Linked DNA regions of Homo sapiens: all the other regions are linked to region 2. The links are chromatin contacts, found by Hi-C in ENCODE. All regions are on one chromosome and are shown on one strand. Each heading gives the region's core, a stretch centred on a gene start or an enhancer-like site at or near the end of the contact. The rest is flanking DNA. Distances are from core to core; before and after follow the strand shown. Region 1 holds the start of LINC01140 (long intergenic non-protein coding RNA 1140). Region 2 has its middle 220 kb from the start of LINC01364. Region 3 overlaps LINC01140 (long intergenic non-protein coding RNA 1140).

Region 1 (4,730 bases), core at 1,316-3,815, 470 kb before region 2:
TTAAATTTTTATTATGAATTATTAATTAAACCAAGGAAATGCAGAGGCCTAAACCGTTGCTTAAATTTGCTCCAGATTGAGACACAAACCAAAGGCGGCAAGAAACCCTGAAGGGGAGGTTTAATGATGAGCAACACATATAAAACCATCCGCACGCTTTCATCTGCCAAAGGCTCCAAACCAGCCATGTAAATGAGCCCATGTGCCCAGACCCGGACAGAGGCTGGCAATGGGCCTGGAAGAAACAGGACCTCCCTGGCTTCTCTCTCCTGGGGGTCTGTGTTTGGGTTGCATGGGGCACTGTGCCATTAGAGACACAGGGGCTTATCTACCTCATGGAGCAGCTGTAGTTAGAGGGAGTAGCTGGTAGTAGAGCAGAAAAGCAGCCTGGTGTCTTGGAAGCTGAGCCAGAGGTCAGGAGAAGTGGGTCACTGCTCTCTGGATGGAGTGATTGATCCAACCAGAGCCAACCAATACAGTTGTGCAGGTTACCTGGAGCCTGGGCCCAGTGGGTGCTGACATCCAGCTCATCTCCTACTCACCACGCCTTGCTCCTTGCTGTAGAGCTGCACCCACTATGAGGAGGGAGAACCTTTTTCTGACTTGAACAAGGGAGTCACATGGCCTTGCTTGGAGGCTGACAGTGTGCGTATGGCGTGAGTGGGAGGGATGGGGCTGCATTCTTCTTTTTCTTAGAACACAGAGGTGTTGTTTGGGCAAGTGGTAGCCTAGAACTGAACCAGTAGATACTGGGGATGCAAACCTGAACAAGACTCTCATTCAAAGAGCTCACAGTACCTTGAGGAAGCAGACAGATATACAGAGTATTCTAACACGTGGGGACAAGGTGTACAGGACATCTCTATGGGTACCCACCCAGATGGGACTGGACAGTGGGGAATCAGAAGCTTTCTTGGGGATGATGTCTAAATGAGTCTTGAAAAGTGGAAGGGGTTGGGATGAGGGTGTAAAGAGTGAGAAGGCACTGAAGGTAAACAGAACTGCAAGATCAAAATCATGGAGGATGAAGGAGCATGGTCCAAGAGCTCTCAGGGAAGACGTGGAGATCCTGTGGGGGCTCCCCACTTCATGTTGTTGCAGTTGAAGACATTTTCAAGTATGAGCAGTTATTCAAATATGAACTAAGCGGGTGATACCCATTCCCTTCCCCAGTGACCAAGACTGGAGGGCTTGAGAACTCCAAGTTCCCAGCATGATGCTTGGCGTTTGAATGCTACTTTCTTCCCCTTCCTCACTTCCTCCTGCCCTTTGATTTTTAATATGAAAACATTTTAATATGAAAACATAAAATATATACATCTGTGTATCTTTCATAACATTCAAAAAAGAGCTAAAAAATGTGAAGTGAAGGGTAATAGCATGATGCTTTGGCCATGGTCGGCTCCCCATGATTTTGTGTCCCCGCTTCTGGGCTGGCTTCTTACAGCGGATTGCAGCTGTGCCCCAGCAAGAAGCTGGCCTCTCTGGATCAATCACTCCAGAAGCGCAGAGGAAAGGGGAGCTTGCCTCAGTAAGCAAAAGTCACCATTATCTGATTATCTTTAGGGATTCCCTACTATCTGGATAGCTAGTCATGACTAGAGAAGATTCTGCATGGAGACAATATATCATTTATTTGGCTTTTATTTTTACTGAATTCAGTGCTCATGGAAAGTGGCACATTGACAACGCTGCTTCCTAGCATGACATCACATAAATAAGTTTGAAGATACTGCTTAATAAGAACCCTTTAAAGATAAGAGAAATGGTAGAAAGAATTGAAGGATGCTGTTTCCTTTTTAATATCTGCCATGAATCATAGTCCAGAGAGAAGACAGCCGAGGCATGCAGGGACAAGACACTAGCACAGGGGTCAGGAGATGGGCATTCACAGTGGGTACAGCTCAGATCCCTGCCTTTGCTTTGGCCTGAGGCTGGGCAGACAGGGACATGGAAAGCTATGGGGCTGGTCTGAAGGGTAGGGTGGGGTGGTTAAGCCTTTGCTGGCACATGGCTTTGCAATCTTGTACACTGAATAAATCCATCAGAGCACTGCATCCACTCACCCAATTAGCCTGCACCTCATGAACACCTATTGTGAGGCCAGCACCATGGGGAAACTGAAAGAACCAGATATTCTACCACCATGGAGGAATGACCTCACCCTGGGTAGTAACTCTTCCCTTCTGCTCATCTACCCAAAGGTAAAAGAAAGTGCAAGTTTCCTAGTTTACATTGTGTTTCTTGAGGGAGAAAAGGCTCTTGGTAAAACAATGCCTTATTCCTTTCGTTTGGAAGTTCTTTCTGCAGAATACAGCTCAACTGGGGGTCCCCAAAAGGCCCCTGAATAATTTAAAAAAAAAAAGAGGTGGTGTCAGGCAAGGGCTTTAGGACGTAGAAGGTCACTTTTGGTTGTTGTCCTGTTGATCCAACTGCTTTACTAACTGGAGCTATTGCTCAAGCTGGAGGGTGAGGGAATGGGTGGGGCTGAGGCTGGGAGTTGCTCAGTAGTTGACCCCAAGTGATCTTGTTTGAGGAAAACTCCTGTGATCCCCCATCAGAATATTTTGAAAGTGGAAGAGTCTGCTGGCGGGAAGGGAGAAGAGTGGGAGGAGGAAATAAGCAACAGGCAGCTTCCTTTCTTGACAGATGGAAAATAAAGGGCCTGTGCACAGCTCGGCGAACTGCTCCGTGGACCTCCCAGCGGGGCTGCTTTCTGAGGTGATGGTCTCCTCGCTCCTTAGCCAGCCTGGTGGAGCCAGCTACTGACGTTGGAAAGGAGTTGGAGGATGGAGGTTTGTGGCCGGCAAATGAGAGGTGTCGGGGAGGGAGAAGAGAAAAGCAAGCGGGCTGAGGAAAAATGTAAGGGAGGGAGATGGTTCTTCGATGAAACCTCTGGCCTCTTTTAAACCATAAAGAGGTCTGGCTGGTTTGATTCCAGTCCATAAAATGGCTCAGTAGGATCTTAGGGATTATTTAGCTCAAACCCCTGAGAGGTGAGGAAACTGAGGCCCAGAGGTCCCACTTGCCTTTGGTCATGGGGTGAGTATGTAGCCCAGCAGGGTCCCAGCTCCTGTGAGCTGCGATTCATGGTGTTATCTTTGCTGGGGAGGCCTGAAGTTCCTTTAGCTTGTCCATGTGAAACAGAGGAAGAGCCCACAAGGAACGCATTCATCTCAGAGTTAGGTGACCTTGGCTTTGGGATCTAGTTGCTCATTACTTCCACTTTCCTTGCCAACATCTTTCCTAAGCCTTCCAGATCAGGGCACAGTACCACTCCCTTGCTGCCAGACAGGTGGCCTGTCGTGTGGGCAGGAAGGGGAGTTCAAGGCAAGCAAGGCCCACTGTGAACCCCCTGCTAGAAGTGCTCTCCCCTTCCTTCTTTTGGAGGTGGCAGTTACTAGGCAGCATGACCCAGAGGAGGAGATAAGCTGCCTCTGATAGGAAGGTTTTATCTTTGAGGTTATTGCAAATATGCCTGACTTCTTCATCTGGTTCTGTCCGGATCTGAACTGGTAGCCAGATAAACTGTTGGCGGTCCCATTTCATGTATTTATCAAGTCTAAACAATTGTCAGGAGGCAATTATCCCCCAGGAAGCCAATGGCAGATAAATAGTGTCCCGCAGTCTGGTTCCAGCCATGGAATCTGTAAGTTGTCCCTCCTTGCCCTGTGCAGATTTTCTCCTCTGTCCCTGCTGCCCTAAATTTTAAAGGAGGTTTGATGTTCCAACACGTTTGCTTTGGTGTTCTTTGCCCACAGCCCCAAATAAAATCTAATGGTTTTTATAGGTGGATAAATCCTTTTTAAAGGCTCTTTTGTTATCACCATGGGGTTTGTGAGCACTAAAACTGGATTTTAAGGGATCAGTGAAACCTTAGAATCACGGTTTGCTGTATCTGGAAGGAACCATGACCACTTGGTACAGACCCTTCAAGCGGTAGATGAAGAGGCCAAAGCACGAAGGGATTTGATGGCTTGTGAAGGCAACGTGCTCTTCAGAGTCGGGCAGACGTGCAGCTGAAGCTTGGTCTGGCCACTGATCTGCTGCCCGGCCTTGGGTAAACTCCTGGAGCCCCTATTTCCTTATTGATTACATGGAGATACCAATCCAGACTGCACAGTATTGTGAGAGGTAGTAAAACTGTTTCCCTCTGGTCGAGGTCAAACAGACAACTGGGGGGCAGAGCTAATGCCAGAACCTTAGTATCCTGGCTCCCAGGTCTTTATCCTTTCCATTATTCTGCAGGAGGTCTTCAGGCTACTGTTAAATAAAAAGTAAAGCTTCTACTTCGTTCCACCCAAAATTCTAGTTCAGTGTTTCCCAGACAGAGCACCTCCAGCGGGTCTGAGGCTCAGTTCTATGTGGAGACTCATGTTTATACGATGACAGCATCTATATTTTTTCTGGATGAACTAATAATCGACTGGCCATTGTATTTAGGAAAAACCAGACATCACCTCATGGACGTCTCATTGAAGGGGACCGTCAGTTATTCCATTCATTCTGGCAAATTTTCTTTTTAGCTTTGGTTGCAGCAGGAAGAGAGAGACGTCTGGGGGGCTTTTTGCCTGTTGGAAGGGCATCACTCGTCCACAGCTGGAGCCCCTGGGATGACCCATCCCAAGGTCCCAGCCTAAGTCTGAGGTTCCAGGGCTGGTCGCAGGCCGTCCTTGCAGCCCTCGCCAGAGCGTTGTCTGCACCTCCGACACTAGGTGGCGCCATAGGAA
Region 2 (4,504 bases), core at 620-3,119:
GACTGGGAGTTGGCTCCCTCGCTCTGATACTATTTGGTTTTCTTTTTTTTTTTTTTTTGAGACAGAGTCTTTCTTGCTCTGTTGCCCAGCCTGTTGCCCAGGCTCACTGCAAGCTTCGCCTCCCAGGTTCACGCCATTCTCCTGCCTCAGCCTCCCGAGTAGCTGGGACTACAGGTGCCCATTACCACGCCTGGCTAATTTTTTTGTATTTTTAGTAGAGACGGGGTTTCACCGTGTTAGCCAGGATGGTCTCGATCTCCTGACCTCATGATCCACCCACCTCGGCCTCCCAAAGTGCTAGGATTACAGGCGTTAGCCACTGCACCCGGCCTACTATTTGGTTTTCACAAAGTCGGTGTGAGACACTGTGCAAGGCCCTGAAACACTGTAGGCTCTATTTCCTCTTTTGCAAAATAGGGATTGGACTAGAACCTGTGCAGCCTAACACCATGGGCTCTAGCCACATGCAGTCACTGAAATTTAAATGAATTCAATTAAATAAAATATAAAATTTAATATCTTAGTTACACTTGCCACATTTCAAATGCCTAATAGCCACATATGACTAATGATAATCATACTGGACCACACATATTTAGACCATATCCAGCACTGCAGAAAGTTCTGTTACATAATGCTGGACTAGATGATTTCTAAAGTTTTTTTAAATTTTAAAATTCTAGGAGGTTTTGGTTACATACAGTCCTGCTTAGCGTCTGAGTCATGGGGTGGCTTCAAAATAGTGAGGTTATAAAACAGTCCCTCAACTGTCTGTTAAATCTATATGGTGATGATAATCGTTTAACTCCAATGGATGGCATGGATACCAATTGTTGCCTAAGAAGTGTTGATTTTATTGTAAATGTTAAGCAGTTTGGTTAAACCAAAGTCTCACATTCAACCTTCTGTATCTATCTCAAAGGTTGTCCTCCATTTGAATACCCATTTTTCCAATCCCTACCAGGTATTTCTTTCTTTCTTTTTTTTTTATCTGAGATTAATCTCCCATAACATTTTCACAATCTTATGGGAAAAACTAATCTAAATGATAAGTAGTTTCTTTTTTCTTCTTCAATCTACCATAAAATTGCCAATGTGTTTTTAAAACCACTATTTTTATAGAACTTGTGTAAACACTGTTTTGGACTCCATCTGTTGAATCGGTCCCAGCCGCTAACAAGTATTGTTTGTGAGATGTGCCATCATTGGTGATGTGGAGGGGGTACAAACTGAGATGGCTTGGCAACATGCAGCACCACATAAATTAAGCCATTGTCATTGCTGTTAAGGAAAAGCACCAATGCCATTTAAGCTCTGCACAACTGAAGATGGAAGGAAAGTACCCAGCACTTGCTTTCTGAATCTTAAAGAACAAAATCATGAAAAAATACTAAAGTAGTTCCAAATTTCCAAGATATTTTTAAAAAGTAAGAAATCTGTAAGAGAGAGAAAGAGACCTCAACAGTTTCTAAAATTAACTCAACAAACGCTATCACCATGATAATGACAATTTCTGAAGATCAGAGCCTATCCAGTCAGCATCCTTTTTGAAACTTTTTCTCTGAGCAAGCAGAAGTTACAGAGCCCAACACCATTGTCTTTTCCACGTTGAAGCAACTATAATAAGACAAGTAAAATCTGAAGATACCTGGTTATTATAAATATGAGGCAATACCGGCCAACAGAATTGACGAGAATATTCAGTGAGATCCAGTGACTAATCCACCCAGCTTTATAAACTGACAAACTCTGACCTTCTTGCCTGCTCAGAGACTCTGCTTCTTGTCAGTTACGTGGTGTTGCCCTTATTACCATATTGCCCGTGTACTACGCTTAGAGCAGAGAAACTCTGGCCCTGGAGTGGGCTTGTGTCAACATTTTTATTGCAAATTCCCATTTTCTGGTCATTAAAAAGCTTTCGGCACAGAAGTAACTTTGCAAGAGTTCAAACTTTGAAAGAACTCATTTAATGGCTTAAAAATAACACTTGGGCCACACCCATAATTTAAAATGTTCTAGCTGGCTTTGTGGCCTGGGCTTTTTCAAAATGTGTAAACTGAAAATACGAAGGGACTTAGGACTTGGAGCAGTTCCAAAGATTGGTTTTTAGTGTTTGTTGAACTGGAATGAAGTTCCTTAATGGTAAGCTTTTCTTGCAGAAATGAAATTGTAGGATCAAATTAGTCAGAATGCTGTCTAGCTTCCACTGCAAAGGGGTCCCTCAATAACTTCCTCACAGGGTTATGAGGGAAGAATGGCTGGGCCTAGGCCAGGCTACATAATCTGGGGTCCCCAGTGCAAAGTTAAAATGTGGGACTCCTTGTTAAAAAAAAAAATTCAAGACAGTGACAGCAGAGAATTAAATTGAGTGCAAGGCCTAAGTGTGGGGCCCCAAGAGACTGCAGGGGTTGCATGCCCATGAAGCTGGCCCTAACGGGGCCTTTCCCCCACCTCCCTCCCTCTCTCCCTTCCTCTTTTTTCCTCTCCCCTCTTCCCTCCCTTCCCTCCTCTTTCTCTTTCTTTTTCTTCCCCTCCTATTTCCCTCCCCTCCTCTCCCTTCCCCTTCCTCTCCTCCTCCCTCCCGGTCTCCCCCTTCTTTCCCCTCCCTCCCTCCCTCCGTCCCTGCCTGCCTGCCTTCCTTCCTTCCTTCCTTCCTTCTTTCCTTCCTTCCTCCCTCCCTCCCTTTCTTCTTTCTTTCTTTCTTTCTCTTTCTAGTATTCTCAAGGTATGATAAGAATGTTTGTTGCTGTTTATAAAGCATTGTTATTAAGCATTATTGATTTAAAAATACTGTTTAATAACAACAAATGAAACACTTAAGAGATGATTTTCGGCTGGGCGCGGTGGCTCACGCCTGTAATCCCAGCACTTTGGGAGGCCGAGGCGGGCGGATCACGAGGTCAGGAGATCGAGATCATCCTGGCTAACACAGTGAAACCCCGTCTCTACTAAAAATACAAAAAAATTAGCTGGGCGTGGTGGCAGGCACCTGTAGTCCCAGCTACTTGGGAGGTTGAGGCAGGAGAATGGCGTGAAACCGGGAGACGGAGCTTGCAGTGAGCCAAGATCGCGCCACTGCACTCCAGCCTGGGCGACAGAGAGAGACTCCATCTCAATAATAATAATAATAATAATAATAATAATAATAATAATTTGATGGGGTTGTTAGGCTAAAATAAGCCCATTTTTCAGATTAAGGAATTACGTTAAGGCTCCACTGAATGGTTAACTGATTTTCATAAAGCTTTATAGGTCTTCACTGGTAGAGCTAGGATCACAATTTCATTCTCTTGATACTTAATCCTGTTTTGAGTAAAAGGATGTCACATATCACAAAGTTTAATTAGGAAAAGGGAGGAAACCTTGGACCAAGAAATAAAGGAACTATAATGAAATGAGGCTTTTTTTTTTCCTTTTTTCATAATTCTAGGATTGGGCCAAACTAACAGTCTCTGCAAAAACTTTAAAAGATCATTTTTATAAAACTCGTTTTGCTTCAGAAGACCACTCCTATAGTCTGGCTGAATCTGTGTGATATGAGATTGTGCTATAATTGGGCTTGTTTACAACTTGATAGACCAAAGAAGTGGAAAGGGCTAGCCATGGACTGCTATTCAGTACAAAGCAAAACTTCAGGAAAGACTAGATAATAGACTTGAGGTTTGAGGCTCATATTTGCTCACTGAAATAATACTATGGGTCCTGCATTTCTCAGTGCATTCCAAGGGTTGTTAATAATGTGTTACTTTAAAAAAGAAGCAACAGCTCTTTTTGGTCAATTAAGTTTGGGGAAACAATGACTTTGATAAAGTTAAACAACTTTGGGACATCTCAAACCTTTAATCAGCTCTGTGATTTGTGATTCCCCAAAGGGGTGTATAGCTTTCTAAACTTACTTGACCACAGAACCATCTAACCTTTTTTTTTCCTCTGAAGAATCTCAAGGGGCTAGTGCTCCACGGAACATGCTTTGAAAAATGATGCCTTGGATTGAAGAACCAACATCATTGATTACAGTCCTGTAGTGAGTTGAATTGTGACCCTCAAAAGATATGTCTTCAGAACCTCAGAACGTGATTGTATTTGGAATAAGGATCCAAATGTAGATGTCATTTATGTAAGGAGCTCAAGACGAGACTATCCTGGATTTAAAAACTTTAGAGTGAGCCTTAAATTCATTGGCCAATGCCCTTATAAGAGAAAGGAGGGAGAGATTTGAGACACAGAGACACATAGATAAGAAGGCCATGTAATGATAGAAGCAGAGATTGGAGACATGTTGCCACAAGCCAAGGAAGGCCAGGAGCCAACAGAAGCTGGGAGAGGCAAGAAAACATCCGCCACTAGCACCTCTGGACTTCGGCCCCCAGAAGTGGTTCTTTAATCTGAGGCATCTTTTTGGACTTCTAGGTTCCAGAGGCGTGAGAATAAATTTTTGTTCTTTGAAGGCAGCAAGGTTGTGGTAACTTGTTACCACAGTCCTAGGAAACGAATGCAAGTCCAA
Region 3 (4,415 bases), core at 1,574-4,073, 440 kb before region 2:
AAGAGCTTCTGGGCAAGATGCCACTAGAAAGCCTGTCTCCCTAAGAACAACAGACCGCTTTTCTCTCTAGTTGTTCTGAAACTTACCCCTTCTCTCTCGCAGCTGTGTGAAAAGAAGCCAAATGCCCATTCTTAATGTGTGACAACTGAGGCTCACATGCAAACTGCTGTTATCTCAGCAGGAGAGCAATTTGCAATCATTTAAAATCCTTTCACTCTTCCCTTCTCCTCAGTGTATGGTTATACACACACCAGTCCATATTTATTAGTGCAGATGGTGAGAAACTCGTCATTGAAAGGGCTTAGAGCACAGAGGAAAATGGATTTTTGGCCTCACTCTGGCCTTATAAACAAGAAAGCTTAAATGATTTTAGGTTCCTGATTCTTGCCTCAAAAGAGCACAGTTTGCTTCTCTCCAAACACAAGAGGTTGTAAATTGGTAATTCATCTCAACCAAAGGCCACATGATGAGCAATTGTAGAAGTATTTTTTTTCTTGTTGTGCAAAGGAGGAACCAGACATCTGAGTATAGGTTCCAGCTGGAATTTGCCTTTCACCATTTGTAGCCTAAAGGCACTGTCTTGGCCAGCCCTGGGCTTCGTGCAGCTTCTGCCTCTTCACCTGCATCACTAACAGGGCGATCGCTATCACAAGGGTAGAAATCAGCTCAGCATTTCCATGTGACTTCTTTTTTTTTTCCCAGCTAAAAAATAAATCTGTTCTAATAAAAACATTTATACTATATTCTTTATTGTCAGCTAATCCTGCCCAAACTCATTAAATGGCAGTGTGTGGGTTATTTGCTGTCAGTGAAATTATCAAAGGCATTTTTCAGCTGGGGCACCAGGAAAACATATGCTTCAATGCCAACTAAAACAATAATGAGGAAATGTTATGATCAGTCTTGACCAGATGACCCTGCCCATTTTAGATTAGTTCTTAATTTCAGCACAAGGGTCATCCTGTGAATTCTTACAATAAGTCACTGCTCACCACTCACATGAAAAAGATGTGACTTATTAGAAAACTCACTGTACTCATTGCAGTTAATGAGATGTGGAAAGCTTTGTAATTTGATTTGCTGGGCCATATGCTGTAAAGGGATACTGCTGATTTCATTCCTCCGTATTTAATTTAAGCTGTATGCAATACCTTCTTCATATGGCTACTTATATAATAAAAATTAACTTGGGGTATAAAAAATACACCATTGTGGGGTTTATGACTTGGTGTGGTTCAGTTTCAAGTGTTTTGCATGGAAACATCTGTAAGTAATGTGTGCGGGTCTAATTTTAAATCCCGCCAAATATTTTCCATTTAACATTTGGTTTAACTGACAGGCTTGCAGAGGTGGTTTTCAGAATTGTCGGTAACAGATATGTACAGTATTCCCAAGGCCGTAGCCTTTTTTTTTTTTAAAGGAAGATAGTAATTCAAACTTGTTTTTTTTTAAATTTTTTTAATGTTTACATTTCAGTAGATACAAATAGCAGTTCAGAATATGGCTACTCCTGTCCCTTGAAGACCCAGCTGCAGTTAAATCTATTACCCCCTAAAAAGAGTTACCTTGGTTTTGACTTTTGCTTCAACATCTGCGAGCTAGGACACCTGAGGCTGACTGGGAAGGTTGACCGTGGGAACGGGACCCTTCAGGACAGGGTCCTGCCTCCACAGTGGAGAGAGACAGGGAGGGAGAGAAGAGGGTAGGACTGAGAAGGGGGGCAATGTCCAGGGAGGTCTGAGCCTCCAGAGAGGCTCCGAGAATCCACATTCGGACTATTTTCCTACCGTTTAAAAATAAGTCTCACCTAACTCTTAGGAGAGGCCCAGGCCCCCTGAACTATCCCGATCTGCTCAGAAGCTGAGCTGTAAAACCATAAAACAGAACCTCTCCTTTCTCTACTGGGTAGGATTGCCAGATAAAATAGAAGGCCCCGAGTTAAATGTGAATTTCAGATAGACCACAAATATGTTTTAGTACAAACATATCCCTTGCAATATTTGGGACATACTTATACTAAAAATGTATTTGTGGTTTATCTGAATTCAATCTTAACTGGGCATCTTGTATTTTTACTTGCTAAATCCGGCGACTCTACCGCCGGGGTCGGACGTTGTTTGCTGACTGCATTCTATTCGTGGCCGCGGAGGCCTTATTTCAGGTTGTTTGATTCCGGTGGCTGACAATATGAAACAGCTTGAACAGGCAGGCCGGTGGGCAGAAGCCATAAATAGCCACCTCGGGGGGGCCCCCCTGGTCGCTGGGAGCGCCACGCTGCTCTGTTAATAAACATGCGCTCGCTGGAGTCCTCATCCTGGGGCTCGCGGAAGCGCTGACTCAGCACCGGGGCAGGGAGGATGCGGGGACCCCCAGAAACATAATTAAACTGTTTCCATGACTGACTTGAAAATAAAATTGTGTGTGGGAAGAGAAACTTGAGGGGGAAGTTAAACAACAAATGGAGAGGTGTGGAGTGAAACCTCAGGGAAACTGTTGGTTTTGCTTCAAGGGAATTGAATTGTGAAACTTGCAGTTGTGAAATTTCACTCGGTTGATTCTTGTGAGAACCGAAGTTTGTTTTAATTGTCAATTAAAGCGAATGGTGCTTGGGTCCCTGGGATCCAGGGAACCTCAGGGCGGTGCTCGCCTCTGCCCGGCAGCGAGAGAGGGACCCGGTGCGGGCCCGATGACAGGGTCGACCGCTGGGGGTCAGGATAAGCTTGCAGAGTGGCCCCGCCGCCGTCCTGAACTTTCTCGGGAGGGGAAGGCGGCTGTGTACAGAACAGCACGCCCTGGGAAGCAAAGGCCTGTCGGAGAAGTTGATGAAAGATGCACCTTAGGTGTCCCCGAGCAGGGCCGCCGGCCTCCCCAGAGGTTTCCTTGGCAGCCCTTATTTGTAAGGCAAATCCAGGCCCGCGCACACGTTGCTCGAATGTCAGGTACTAAATTGCCTTTATGAGAGTCGAGCAGGCTTGCCGATGACAACACTCTGATAACAAAAGAAGTGTGGCCTCGTTGAAGATTTTATGTAAAAGGAAATGATTCATTTGAATTCAGAAGGAGCCTTAAAACAGGGCAGAGACAGCCAAACCCTAGATTTTCTGCCTTATGACTTGTTTCTTAAACTTGTTAAAGAAAAAAGGGGAGAAAACTTAAACAAGAAAAGCTACCCCAAATCGCCAGCCAAGGTTTAGATTTTCGTGGGTTGCTATTTTCTTCAGATCAAGGTTGCCTTCTTGTTAACCCGAGACTGCAGCCGCAGAAAATTAGATTCCCCCCACTCAGGGATTAACCACATAGAACAGTTAGGGAATGTGGAGGTCTGGAGAGACTTGAGATCAACGAGTTCGAAACGTTTGAAAGAAAAAAATCTTCAGTGGTTTGAGAGCTTCACTAAGATACTTTAAAAAAAAATCAAAATTGCTCTTATTTAAGAGCTTTGGAGATCCAAATATAAGTCCCTTTTCTTTTGCCAAGAAGGCCCTTATTCATTTTGTGTGTCTTTAATGCTCAAAAGAGATGCTGGGATTCCTAGTCAATTCCTAAACAGGAGTCTGACAACCAACTATATGATTTTTTTTGCAAAGACCTTTTTTTTTCCTTAAAGCTTCAAATTTCTGTTCCTTTTGATGATGATATGTTGAAGAAGGAATCAGTGCCTTTCTCAGTAAGTGAATGACAGAAAGCCCTTACATCTTTTGAGTGGGCCAGCGTTTGGGTGGCAGGGCTGCTTGGATGGGGAGCGATGTGACAGGGCTCTTGGACAAACTGCTCCTTGGCTTAGGGATGGTTTATTTTGAACATTCATTCATTCACTTATTCAACCAGTGTTTATTAAACATTCACGGCCTCTGTGCAGGGCTAGGTGTGAGGGCTACAGTGTCTAATAACACAGAGTCGTGGTCTTACCCTCCAGGAGTCTGCAGTCTGCTGGGGAAGCCAACAACATGAGAAGGTTATTCTGCTCTACTGGAAAAGGCACTGATCTTGTCCTCTCTTTTTCTTCCAGAAGCAAGAAAAAAACCCAGATTGGTCAACACAGTTTTATAAACAAGTGGTACTTTAGCAACAGCAACCAAAGTCCTATTTAATTAGCCAGTGGAAGGTATCCATCTGTGATGGCCAACTGTTTCCTTTTTCCAAGGGGCTCATCTTCTCCTTTGGTGACCCAAAATGCCTTTTACTTTGAGCCACACCCTCTGCCTGAAATCCTGCAGGATAAAATGGGGATGGAGGTAGAAAGCAAGTGGATCACTTGGTACTGTCTGACTTGATAACCAGCTGTTGAATGGCCTGCCATGGCTTCACTACAAGAATGGGGAAACTGTTCTTTTACGTCTGGAAGAAGGAGAAGCCAGAAGTTTATTTAATCTTTTCTAGGCAACTTATTTTATTGCATTTTTAATTTCCTCTCT

Evidence for each region. A loop is a pair of places that touch in the nucleus more often than their neighbours do. Pooled maps may share reads with other maps.
Region 1: a map with no recorded cell type shows a loop between it and region 2 (3-fold over the local background). The contact joins the promoter of LINC01140 here to the enhancer-like site in region 2. A Hi-C loop is called at or near these places in 5 of 37 single-sample maps with no recorded cell type and 3 of 50 pooled maps.
Region 3: a map of GM12878 shows a loop between it and region 2 (2.7-fold over the local background). The contact joins two enhancer-like sites. A Hi-C loop is called at or near these places in 1 of 168 maps with a recorded cell type or tissue (GM12878), 9 of 37 single-sample maps with no recorded cell type and 7 of 50 pooled maps.

What each region holds. Positions count from the first base shown.
Region 1 is chr1:87,127,200-87,131,929 of GRCh38, forward strand. LINC01140 (long intergenic non-protein coding RNA 1140) reads left to right here and starts at 2,566. Exons shown (of 3, transcript NR_026989.1): 1 at 2,566-2,795.
Region 2 is chr1:87,593,149-87,597,652 of GRCh38, forward strand. No RefSeq gene overlaps it. Among named protein-coding and RNA genes, the nearest start is that of LINC01364, 220 kb to the left of the region's middle. Within about 2 kb of position 1,870, at least 3 of the 41 ENCODE cell types and tissues checked have a DNase peak (open chromatin) inside an H3K27ac peak, as active enhancers do.
Region 3 is chr1:87,149,373-87,153,787 of GRCh38, forward strand. All of the region lies in intron 2 of LINC01140 (long intergenic non-protein coding RNA 1140), which reads left to right. Among named protein-coding and RNA genes, the nearest start is that of LINC01140, 22 kb to the left of the region's middle. RefSeq lists enhancers at 1-5, 1,803-2,401, 2,402-3,000. Within about 2 kb of position 2,824, at least 18 of the 41 ENCODE cell types and tissues checked have a DNase peak (open chromatin) inside an H3K27ac peak, as active enhancers do.